Linked DNA regions of Homo sapiens: region 1 is linked to region 2. A link is a contact called in ENCODE Hi-C or POLR2A ChIA-PET data. All regions are on one chromosome and are shown on one strand. Each heading gives the region's core, a stretch centred on a gene start or an enhancer-like site at or near the end of the contact. The rest is flanking DNA. Distances are from core to core; before and after follow the strand shown.

Evidence for each region. A loop is a pair of places that touch in the nucleus more often than their neighbours do. ChIA-PET counts read pairs that join two places held with the same protein, here RNA polymerase II (POLR2A). Pooled maps may share reads with other maps.
Region 1: a loop to region 2 is called in a pooled map, with 2.1 times the contacts of the local background. The contact joins the enhancer-like site here to the promoter of FKTN-AS1 in region 2. A Hi-C loop is called at or near these places in 1 of 50 pooled maps. POLR2A ChIA-PET finds 5 or more read pairs at or near these places in 2 of 52 experiments (activated CD4-positive, alpha-beta T cell and activated T-cell).

The regions. Positions count from the first base shown.
Region 1 is chr9:105,314,530-105,320,768 of GRCh38, forward strand. The region is part of intron 3 of SLC44A1 (solute carrier family 44 member 1); the gene reads left to right. Among named protein-coding and RNA genes, the nearest start is that of SLC44A1, 73 kb to the left of the region's middle. Within about 2 kb of position 4,587, at least 4 of the 41 ENCODE cell types and tissues checked have a DNase peak (open chromatin) inside an H3K27ac peak, as active enhancers do.
Region 2 is chr9:105,556,373-105,563,165 of GRCh38, forward strand. FKTN-AS1 (FKTN antisense RNA 1) reads right to left here and starts at 1,934. Exons shown (of 3, transcript NR_184141.1): 1 at 1,398-1,934; 2 at 742-803. FKTN (fukutin) reads left to right here and starts at 1,759. Exons shown (of 11, transcript NM_001079802.2): 1 at 1,759-1,793. RefSeq lists enhancers at 1,620-1,669, 1,830-2,019.

The sequences.
Region 1 (6,239 bases), core at 3,337-5,836, 240 kb before region 2:
GAGGTTTTAAACATATATTTTTGCACAAATCTAATTTTCTTTTTTATCTTCTTGTCTTTCTTCCAAGGAAGGCATTTAAAGTCCCAGTCACTGATAAAGTCTCCATTGCCCTAAAATGCCTCTCCAATGTCAGATAATCTGTATTAACAGGTTGTAAAGAACTAGAGGTCTGCGGAGGATGATAGCATCTATGTATGAGTAAAATCTATAGGGGGTGCATTTTATTTGAGCTCTTTTCAATTTCCTGCATAATCTTTACCAGATTACCTAGTAAAAACAGAATCAGAGTGTGAGTTTTACTTCTTTCTCTTAATTGTTCTCATTGGCAAGATACTCAAAGTTTAAAATGTATGTGCTAAAACAATCCTTGAGATCATATTACAGGTGAAGAAACTGAGTCTAGGAAACATGAGTGACTTGATGGAGACAGACCAGCACTCAATTCTCACCCTCAGTCGGTGCTCTTCGCATCATACACTAAAATAGATCTGGTGAGCTGTATGGTAATTCCAGTTTCCCACCTTTTTTGCTTTGGGAGTTTCTCCCTCCTAACGTTTAAAGATGAAAGAAATTTTTAGGGGAACTTGACGAGTCCCCATTCACATTAAAAAAACTTTGAAAGGCACCAAAGCCCTTATACAATCTAGGAAGGCTTTGAGTAATTTGAAGGCAATTTTGTCTATTTCTTTCTCTGTCAAATAAAGAATATGAATTGTGATGATGAACTGCGTTTTTTTGTTTGTTTTTTTTTTTTTTTTACCATTTGTATGTTTTCAATATTTACTGAAAAATACTTAGCTTCAAATTGATAGTAGGGTTTTTTTAAGTAAGATAATTGATTGTTTAATAAACAGTGGTCTTATTTTAAGGAAACTCCATATTTGCAATATCTACACATATACAGAATAGGACTTTAGTGGCCACTGATCACCTTCTTTAAAGTCATAGTCCTGTATCTTTAGTGTCTCTGGTTCAGTCTACCCCGTGATCACATATTAACTTATGCAGAGGATTATTTAGGGGATTGTACCAATATGAAAACTGTGCTCACACTTTAAATGATTGCCAAACTTTCTGGGCCTATACTATACCACATAACCATCTATTTTAGGGAGAATATTATTCTTTAATTAGCATGTAAAACATGCCTCTTTTGAAGACTTTTTAAAGAGTTACTGAATCTTATCGACTGTGCATACCTGTTCCTGTTTGAAAAAGAACTAGAAAAATATAGATAAAATATGCTAAAATATTTGCATGGAAGATCCTCTTATCAGCTAAGCACTTGTACAGTGTTTCATTATGTGACTAGGACTTCTCTTCCTCGTGATGACTTAAATCATATTGCTGTTTACTGAGTGACTATCCTTCACCTTTTTTGAAAATTATGTTTATTATTTTATTTAGCCCTCAGCAAATATTTATGGAAAATCAGCTGTGTCCTACAGACCACTATTACGAATACTAAAATAACAAGCGACCTAAGTGGTTGAAAAAAGCGTTTGGTTAAATTCATTCATTCATTCATTTGTGAACTCTGTTTCCTGGCCATCTTCTTTGAGTTAGGCACTTGAGATTATAGTCTTGAGCAAAATAAACATACTTTTTTTTTTATCTCATGGGAATTACAGTTTTGTGGAGACAACAATAAAATCATCATACAATCACAAATTATTATAGCTATAGGAAGCGTTTTGAAGAGAGAGGTGTAAGGGTATGAGAGGTTATAATGGGAAGGCCATGAGAAAGGTTACAATGGGAGGTCCTGGCCCGGTCTTAGATACTGTGGAGTCAGTAAAAATGATGCTGTAGAAGTATGTCCATAGCATGCAATATATGCATAACATTATTAAGGGAAAAATGAATTGCAAACCAGTATGTACAGCATGATTTTATTTATAAATGTAAAAATATACATGTACATAGAAAAGTATAGAATGACATGAAAATGTCAACAGTGTGATTAGCTGTTGAATTATGGATGGTTTTAATTTTATACTTATCTCTTTTTTCCTAAGTTTTCTATAATCGATATATACATTACTTGGGTAATGGAAAAAAAGGATAAAAAGACATCTGTAGTCCCTGTGCTTGAAGACCTTGCATTCTAGTGGGGAAGACAAAATACATAGAGAAATTATGACAGTTCAGTGATGAAATGTCATGTAAAAGTGTTGTCTATTGAAAGCTGAGTGACTCCACTTTCCTGAGTTCCTAACAGCAGGCTGGTGGGGAGAGGAAAAGAAGGCAATTTGGTGATAGTACTGGAACCACCATTGTATTACTTTCCTAATGTTGCTGTAACAAATTACCATAAAGTAAGAAGCTTTAAACAATGAAGTTCTGTAAATCGGAAACTGAAGCAAATTCATTGCTTTTAACAACGAAGTTCTGTAAATCAGAAGTCTGTGCACAGCATGGCTTAGCTGGTTGCTGTGGGTTTTGAAGGCTGAAATCAAAGTGTTGACAGGGCTGTGATTTTTTTCTTGAGGTTCTAGGGAATGAATCCTCTTCCAAGCTCATTGAGGCTATTGACAGAATTCAGTTTCACATGGCTGTAGGACTGAGTTCCTATCTCCTTGCTGGCTATAAACTGAGAGTCAGTTTCAGCTTCTGGAGGTAACATATATTCTATAGCATATATTCTATGGCTCATGACTCCCATCCTCCAGCAAAATTGGGTCAGATTCTCAGTCTTGAATCTCTCTGACCTCCCCTTAGGGCAGCATCTTGGTTGCAGGTTGTACATATGAGTTGAAGACTCTCAGCCAGTGACAGGGTTTCAGGGACAGGGTAATTTTAGGCAGAGTTTTGGAGCCTCATTTAGGTATAAAGATGCTAACTAAATTTTCAGAAGGTAAGTTTATGGAGATGTCTTTGAAAATATTTTTTGTCATATTTTGGGGGTTCAAGGCAGGGCTTGCATTTTATCAGGGTAAAGTCAAGTAAAGTCGGCTGTGGAAGGATGGTACACATAATGGTGATTGGACGAAGAGGTGACTAGATGGTTATGAGGGTTTGGGGACTGAGAGGTGGCTCCAGGAGCCCATCTTCTAGTGAAGATGGAATTCTGATTAGAATACCAAGCTTGGTTCTCACTGTCTGAGGAATAGTGTGGTTGAGTCTACAGGTTGGAATTCTTGTTGGCCATCCTAAAGCCCAGAGAAGACTGGCACACACAGGAAGGTGCTCCTGACTCTATCTTGTACTCCTGACTCTATCTTGTGGAGTTGTAGAAGCTCAGAAGAAGAGAGGTATACATTTGTCCATTGGACTAATTCTTAAGTTTTACAGAGTATTCTCCCTACCTGTTGTCAAGGTATTCCTCAGAGCAGCCCAGTAGATCACCTACTTCTTCCCACACTTAGGGATACGTTTAAACAAATGGAGATGCTCTAAGCCTTTGATGAATTTGGCTTTGCTTTGAGGGAAAGCACTCCTCTCTCTGTCTCCTGTCAGTACTCTCTGATTCTAACTCTAACCTACTGTCACTCCCACTTTAGCATAAAGTGGAAAAGAGCAGCCTAGATAGATACCTCACATAAACTTGTATTTGAGAACTTATTTCCTCCCAAATTTACAAGCATTTGGAAATAGTAACATCTGTGACGTTCTAAATGAAAACTTATTGTATTATTTATACAGGTTTTTTTGTTTGTTTGTTTTTTGAGATGGAGTCTCGCCCTGTCACCCAGGCTGGAGTGCAATGGGCAAGATCTCAGCTCACTGCAACCTCCGCCTCCCGAGTTCAATAGATTCTCCTGCCTTAGCCTCCCAAGTAGCTGGGATCACAAGCACCTGCCACCACACCCAGCTAATTTTTGTATTTTTAGTAGAGATGGAGTTTCACCATGTTGGCCAGGCCAGTCTTGAACTCCTGACCTCAATGTTCCCCCCACCTCAGCCTCCCAAAGTGCTGGGATTATAGGCGTGAGCCACTACACCCGGCCTATACAGTTTTTTTCCTAAACTTTCATTCCCTCTCATGGAAAATATTAGAAGTTGTAAAGACGCTAACTAAATTTTCAGAAGGTAAATTTATGGAGATTTTTTTGTCATATTTTGTGACCATACTACTCTTAAGCCTAAATTTTTAAACTCTTTACAAAGGTAACATCTGTATTGCTAGTGCATTTCTGCCTTTAGGATAATACTTGCTGTGGAAAATACTGCGAGCAATTTGAAAGAGGAGATCCAGCTACGTACCTTAGAAAATGCGGGAGTTCAAAGTCAAAATGTTTTGCCAATTCTAAATAGGGAAGTGAAAACCTGTTTAACAGAATTAGATGACATGTATGCAGCTAGGCGGCAAGGAAGGGATGATTGGTTTTTCTCCGTGTTGTTTGACTAGGTGTATATGTTTGCCATGTCTAAGTTAAACAGCTGGTACAAATGCTCAATCTGAAGTCTCACTACTTGAGTTGGTTCTAGGTTACCTGACACCTGTGAAGATTTTTACAAGCTTTAGTCATTGTTCATGAGCTGATAGACAATGACCTTTGTAATATACTTCAGGTAATTATTAACTGCTTCAACTATGAGTTTGATGGCAATCAAGTGGGTTTGCCACCCACTTGTGTTTACCTGGGTGTCAGAGTTGAGGGCATCTAAGAAGTTAGAGGGCACACAGTCCACACACAACCACCCTTATATCTGACCCCAATTGCAAGATCAGGGGTCCATAAAACCACCTATTTCCTGGCAAATTATTTGCCAGGAAGACTTGCAGAACTCACTGAACGCTACTGTACTCATGGTTATGGTTTATTTTTAGGAAAGGATATAGAGTAAAATCAGCCAACAAAAGGAGTGCATGGGGCAGAGCTTCCATTGTTGTCTCCCTTGGGGAGAGTGGAGTACACGGAGTCCGAGCACAGTACTTTCTCAGTGTCAGTGTGTGACAATACACAGAGTATGGCTAACCAAAGAAGCTCACCTAAGCCTCAGTGTTCATAATTTTTGTTGGGACTCCATTATATGGCTGACTCAGGCTCCAGTCTCCAGCTCCTCTGGTCAATTTGATACCATGTGATCCCAAACTCTTAATCTAAACAACATTGTTGGTCTTTCTAGGGTGGTCGACGCCCACCCTAAATAGTATGTGGAGTGGTCTACCCCAACCCTAAAACACATTGTTAGACTTCTGTGACCCAAGAGCACCAAGTAAACAAAGACACTCCTATAAGGCTTAGAAATTAACTCCCAGAAGTGAAGGGCAAAGTCCAGATCTCTTTCTGAGTAAGGTTAAATTCTTACTACACACTGGGGCTCATTAAATTAAATTGGATTTTGTAAAGTCGATTTTCAGGAAGAAATTTAAAAATATTTCATTGTTATAGTTTTGTTGAGTTATAACTTACATATAGTAAAATTTACTCATTCAAGTGTAGTTTGAATTTGGTAACTATATGCAGTCATGCATCCTCCATCACAATCCATACTTCTTTTGCTCTTAGAAAATTACCTTGTGCCCCTTTGTAGTCAGTCCTTGCCCCCATTCTTGTCCCTAGACAACCACTGATCTGCTTTTCGTAGTATAGTTTTGTTTTTTCTAGAATGTCATATACAAATAATTATATATTATGTAGTATTTTGTGTCTACCTTTTAAAACATATAATAATGCTACTGAGATTCATGCATGTTGTTAAATACATCAGTGGTTAGTTCCTTTTAAATTACTGAGAAATATTCCATTGTGTGGCTATAACACAGTTTATCTGTTCACTAGGTTTTTTGCCATTTGGGTTATTTCAATATTTAACTTTTTTTTTTTTTTTTTTTTTACTATTGTGAGTAATACTGCTTTAACAATTTGTGTATGTAATTTAATATATTTCATTACTCTTGAAGAGTTAGATATATAGCATTGAGATTGCAGAGTCATGTGGTGAGGATGTTTAACTTTATAAGAAATTATCAAGCTGTTTCCCAAAGTGGTTGCTGCACTATTTTGCATTCCCACTACAATAGTAGGAGGGTTATATTTGCTTCACTTCCTCCTAACATTTTGTATTATGAGACTTTTTGTTATTTGTTACATTTTATTTTATTTTATTTTTTTTAGAGATAGGATCTCACTATGTTGCACAGTTTGGAGTGCCATGGCTATTTATTGGCATGATTATAGCACGCTACAGCCTCGAATTCCTGGCCTTAAGTGACCCTGAGGCTCCCATATAGCTGGGACTATAGGTACAGTCCCATGCATGTCACCATGCATGTCTCTGTTCTTTTTATT
Region 2 (6,793 bases), core at 684-3,183:
CGTTACATCTCTTAAATATTTGATTTTACAATAGTTCCCTCTGCTTTTAAATGCCATTTATGAAAAAAACTGAGGAATTTGTCTGGTAGAATGTCCCGTTTTCTGAATTTAGTTGCTTCTCTATATCCTGTATTAGATCTAGAGTTTGAGTAAATGCAGGTTCAATTTTTAGGCAAGAATCCTTCACAGGTGTGGCTGTGTACTTTCTATCACATCAGGAAGTACATAATATATGCTTGTCCCAAATTTAGTGAGATTAAGATCAGTGGGTTTAGGTGATGCCAGTCTATTATAAAGTTCCCCATCAACCTTTCACCTTAATTTTATCATCTATTGATGTTGCCCTTTCGATTATTTTATTAGGAGTTACAAAATCGTGATTGTTTTATCATCCTCCATTTATTAGCTGGAACTCTTATAAGTACTTTGGTTACACTAAAATTCAATTCATACAAGAAAGGCAGGATAAATGCTTGATGTTTTCCCTTATCAAGTTTTAGAATATTTAATCTTCAACTTGGCAATCTTCAATCACGACTGAATTTTATTTTTTAAGGAGTCATTATAAACTCAAGAATTTTTATATTTGATGTGTTTCAATCAATAGCAAGTATGTGATGCTCAAGTTTTCCCATGTCCCATCACGTTAGCACCTGTGTTAATGATGCCATTAAGCTTTGATAACTTACTTCCTCTTGGTGTAACCTTCCACTTTTTTTTATTAACCTACTGAGTACCTACCCGTTCTGAGTGCATTGGATGAGAGGACTTCAACAGTAAGCTTGTATGTGCATAGGAAATTTCTGGAAGGAAAAACAAAAAGTTGGTAAATGTCATAACCTGTAGGAAGTGAGGAAGATTTTTTCTTCCTTTTCTTTCTGTACTGATAGAATTAAAAACAAAGCTTAGAAAACAAATATATGATGGGAGTATTTTCCGTTTTGTAGAAATAAATTATAATTACAGTAACTGGTTTAGTGAATTATGGTTTTCAAAAATTTATAAGAAGATTAATATCTGAGCCTTAACAACCACCTTTTGGATTACACCGTTAAAAGAACCAAAGTGAGAGGATCGCTTGAGGCCAAGAGTTCGAGACCAGCCTGGGCAAGATGGTGAGGACGCCCTCCCCCCCACCCCCGCCACACCCCGCCCTGCTAGCCCCCAACGTCTCTACAAAAAAAGAAAAGAAAAAAGTTAATCAGGTACAAAATTGTATCCAGCCTTAAACTGGAGGGCAACAGGTCGCTAAATCTTGAATGTCATAAAGGCACCTCAACTTCATGAGGAATAGTGAACGCAGCTGCTATTTTCCACTCTATCCCCTAGCTCTACTAATTGTATCCAAACCAAACTTCAGGGAGTTATGCTGAATCCCTCTAGCAAAGCACACGCACTAAAAAAACCACTCGTTTATCAGAAGTTCACATTTAACGGGCTTGGAAAACGGCTCAGCTGCTGCCTCCAGTTCATCTTCCGCTGTCGAAAGCGTTTCAGAACTTAAACTCTCAGATTGCCTCAGTGCGCTGCTGTAGTTGTCAATTAGGCAAGAGATAAAAAAGGGCTTTGGCTAAGTGGCTAGATTATAAAAGCGAGGAATCGCCAGGGCTCAGTGAACTTCTGGCGGTGAGGATGCGACAAGAGTCACAGGAAAGCCGAGGCTGGGGCTGGACCGTGGGAACGTCCCAGCAGGAACCAAGCCAGCCTCCGCCGCTCAGCACTTGACGGCGGCTTTTGCGGCGGTTGCTGTGAGTGCCGTAAAGCGGAGCGGCTGCAGCCTGCTGTTGAGTGAGGTAAGGTACGGGAGGCTCAGGTCGGTACCCGGGGATGGGTGGGCGCCTTCAGACAGGTACCGCTGGCGACTCGGGTGCCCTTACCGGGCATCCTCCAGCATTCTGGGCACCTGCCTACCCCTTGGTGAGGAGGCCGGCCACAGGCTGAGCGCGCTCCGGGCTGGGTACTCCTCAGTCAGTCCACGAGCATCGCGTGGTAGACTTCCACTTGGCCAGTCCTTCCCGCACTTCTGGGCGTGTCATCAGGTGAAATCTTAATCCTGGGACAGATGAAAGGTTGGAGGACGATCGAGACTCTTGTAGTAGCCGGGTTAGGGTAGTGACCCCTGACCTCAGGTTATCCGCCCGCGTTGGCCTCTCAAAGTGCTGAGATTACAGCCGTGAGCCACCGCGCCCGGCCTGAAATTTACAATTTCTCATTTAACATGAGGTAAGCCACATTTCTCTTGGCTTCAGTTTTGTCAGATGTGGAAAAAAAAAAAAAAGGACCTAGATGATATATCAGATTCTTTATGCTTTTGAAGATAGCACGTTTCCAGTCGGTAAAAATCAAGCTGTGAACAAATGACAAAGTGAATGATAGAGCAGTATATTAGAAATTGGGCAGATGGAAGCCCAGTAGAAAAGGCTGTGTTTGAGCTAGACTCTGAGGATAAATAGGGTTTGAACGATTGGAAACCATCTCTGTTGGGCCATGGACAAAGATATCAAATGCAGGAATAAGCATTTATATTTTAGCGATTCTATTTGTGGACATAAGTTTAGTGAGGGTAGAGGATTTGGGAAGGCTGGCATTGAACGGTGAAAGAACTCTTAGTGGAAAGGAAGTGCAGGGTGTTCTGACAAGGAAGAAGAAAGGAACCGGGGAAATGCCGAAAGAACAATACGCAGGACTTGATTTCTTGGATCTGGGTGATGATATTTTTAACCTGCGTTTCTAAAAAGTAAGTTTAAGTGCTGTTGGCAAAAATGGGAATTCTGTTGAATTCCAGCATGCAATAGTGTACTGGGAATAAAGTGATTTAGATCGTAGAGTGCTGAGGTTGCCAATAACTAGCCTCTTGGCTGTCATTTAATTCTTCTAGAGCCTATTCTCCATAAGGTGATGTTGGGCCAGCTGATCTCTCTTCTCTAAAGCCTGTAAAACTAGAGACTGTGAGGATGGAGAGCTAGTTACTTTCTTCTGGACTGGGAGAGGACGATAGTTGACAGAGAATAAAATTGTTAATTTTGGGGCTGGACGCGGTGGCTCACGCCTGTAATCCCAGCACTTTGGGAGGCTGAGGCGGGTGGATCACCTGAGGCCAAGGAGTTCGAAACCAGCCTGGCCAACATGGTGAAACCCTATCTCTACTAAAAATACAACAAATTAGCCGGGTGTGGTGGCGGGCGCCTGTAATCCCAGCTACTCCTGAGGCTGAGGCAGGAGAATCGCTTGAACTTGGGAGGCAGAGGTTGCAGTGAGCCAAGATCAGGCCACTGCACTCCGGCCTGGGCAACAAGAGCGAAACTCTGTCTCAAAAAAAAAAAAAAGTTAATTTTGAACATGTTAAATTTGAGGTGAGGTGCAGGAAATAGAGTTGAAAATATAGGCAGATAGAGTGCATGGACTGTAATTTAAATAGTGTTTTCTCTCACAGGTGGTAGTTAAAATCTTGAGAATGGATTTGGTTTCAGGGAGAGATTGTAGAGAGAGTAACTATAGGCCATACCCACAGAGAGGAGGTTGGAGAAATTATTGAAGGAGGCATGTGGATCTCAGAGCTAAGAGCAAGGAAGGAGTTCTTTTTAAAAAAGTTACATATAGTTGTAGATTCTCAGGGGCCCAGTGTTGTTATTAAGCTAATTTAACAGCATTTACAGCAAATAATAAGCACCTACTTCTGGGAATTCTGGCAGAAAATAAATAATTCAAATAGATATAATCTCCACTGCCTAATTGTCTACCCAGAAGTGGTATCATTTACATATTTATTTATTCAACAAATATTTATATGTTTCAAGCACTGCTGGTTCTAGGGATATAACGACGAGCAAGGTAGACATTGTTCTTATCCTCCCTGCATGTAAAGCCCTTAGCATCTACATCAGTGCTTTTCAAATTTTAATGTACATATGAATCATCTGAGGATTTTATTAAAATGTAGATTATGAATCAGTAGGTGGGGGCTGAAAATTCTGTATTACTAACAAGCTCCAATGTGATACTGATGTTCTTAGGACCATACTTTTAAGTGACAAGAATCTAGATCCTGTTTAGCAAATATGGCCGTTATTAAGCCACTACCACTACCCATCATCTGTTTCTCCTAGGATAAAATAATTTTACTTCTTATGAAAATAATATATGCTTATACAAATATTGGAACAATATAGAAAAGTGTAAAGAACCATGTAAAAATCACTCCTAATTCTCCCTACCCAGAGATAACCATTATTAATATTTTTGGGAACATTCATCCAGATTTTACATATGTACATACATTCACAATTTAAGTGTTGCACTAAGTACATGTCACACTCTAAGCCCTGTGTTTGATTCTATTTGCTGTATGATTTTATTAAGATAAATACCCAAGTGTCCAGAACCAAGCAATTAAGTACTTGCATTCTTGAGGGAGCCACTTAAAAATAATTTGGGGGCCAGGCACGGTGGCTCACGTCTGTAATCTCAGCACTTTGGGAGGCCAAGGTGGATGGATCACGAGGTCAAGAGATCAAGACCATCCTGGCCAGCCTGATGAAACCCTGTCTCTACTGAAAATACAAAAATTAGCTAGGCTTGGTGGCACATGCCTGTAGTCCCAGCTACTCGGGAGGCTGAGGTAGGAGAATCACTTGAACCTGGGAGCGGAGGTTGCAGTGAGCTGAGATTGTGCCACTGCACTCCAGCCTGGCAACAGAGCAAGAATCCGTCTCAAAAAACAAAAAAAAAAACAAAACAAAAAACAAACTTTGGGAGCCGGACAGTGTCTCATGCCTATAATCATTCCAGGTGCCCAAGAGGCTGAGGTGGGAGGATTGCTTGTGCCTAGCAGTTTGAGGCAGCAGTGAGCTATGATTGTGACACTGCACTCCAGCCTGGGTGACAGAGCAAGACTCCATTTCTTAAAAAAATAAAAACTTGTGTTACTTCAAAAATGGGGAGACATTAACATAATTACATGTGGGCTCTAGTAAATGAATATTTGTCATTTCATTTAGGATGAGAGGAGAATTTTTAAAGTTTTAAAAAAAACTTAGTTTTTTTCTTACTACAAAATCAATTGATGTTCACGTAAGATAAATAAGGAAAAAAAATAAAAGCACCTACACTCCTCCCAACCCAAAGACAATCCTTGCTGTCTTCACCTTCCTTCCTGCTAACCTGTCTTATCTATATCTTTCATTTCAGCCACTATCTTTCCAAAACCCTCTTACACCATAGTCATTCAGAAAGGAGTAACTATGTATTTATGATTTTTCTGGAGCATCTACTGGAGAAACTAAATTTCATTAGCTTTTTATCTTCAAGTAACAGCATGTGTAGGTAGAAGTTATATTGCAAAGGATTAAGTGCATGAATGGTAAGCAGGTAAAGAAACTTCTTAACCCTTTGCAGTCTAATGTTTACTTCCAAGCTGCTGACAGTTGTGAAAAGTTAGCAGTCAAAGGAAAAGAAATGGACAATAAGAAAGACCAACAGTATTTAGGGAAGATTTGATAGTAGCTGTTGCTACTGGGATATTTTTGGCTTTTGAGAACAGCTGAAAAATGTCGATTTTTTTTTTTTTTTGGTCTGACCTCTGAATTCATTTTCAGACGCATTTTCTCTTTATGCCTGCCAATCTGCTACATCATCTCTCTAACTATACCTTTTCCTAATTACACTACTCTCTTTCCTCTGTAGTTCAGCCTCCTGTTTTATTTTGTTCAGAGCATATTTGAATGTCAGTTCTGTTTTAATGAATTGCCTGAAGGATTCTTCCTGTGCGCTGCACAAACGAAACCAGTTCACTGAGACTGTGCTACTGCAGTAAAGAAACAGCTTACTTAACAATGATGCTGGCTGTGCAAAGGAGTTATTACTCAAATCAGTCTCGCCAAAGACTTGGTGGTTAGTTTTTCAAGGATAGTTTTTAGTTTGGTGGCAGGGGACTAGGGAATGAGGGCTGCTGGTTGGCTGGGGATGTGATGATAAGGGTGTGAAAAATGGTCCTTGTGTGCTGAGTCCACCTCTGGGTGGGGAGCCACGTGACTGGTTGGGTCATGAGTCACTAGTTCACCTCTAGGTAGTGTCAGTTGGTCCAGAATGCAAAGGTCTGAAAAATATCTCAAAAGACCAATCTTAGGTTCTGTAGCCAGGGAAAATATAAATCCTGTGTCCTCTGGAAAAAAGACTGGTTATCATTTAACTACATGTTACCAGAATTCAGGTCCCTCTCATAATCCTAATCTTGTAGTCTTTCATTACCTTTATAAAGGCAGTTTAGTTTTGGAAAAGGTTACTATCATCCTTGCTTTAGGTTAAACTGTAAACTAAATTCCTTTCAAAGTTAGCTTGGCCTGCACCCAGAAATGACCAAGGACAGATTGGAGGTCAGAAACAAGATGGAATCAACTATGAGATTTCTCTTAGCTGTCATAATTTTGCAAAGGCAGTTTCACTCTCTGATTCATACTATCTATGCCTCACTCTTACTCCCCAATATCCCCAAATAAGTCGGGGATCCCACAGCATAAGGATATGGCTAGGCTCTCACATATCATCTTATGAACCTAAGTTAGGTGTCAGGGAAGGTTTTTGATTCCACTTCCCCCCACTCCTGCCTTCTGGATCATCTCTCTTGATATATCATTCATTCATTCATTCATTCAAACAGACCCCTACCTAGGTGATTCTCAAAAGAGTGGGGTCTGGGGCTGGAGGAGGTGTCAGGGTAAACCAGTTACCAAAAGTCTTTCATACTAATACCTTCAAAGGACAAATGCAAATGTAAAAAGGAAGCTGAAAGAATATG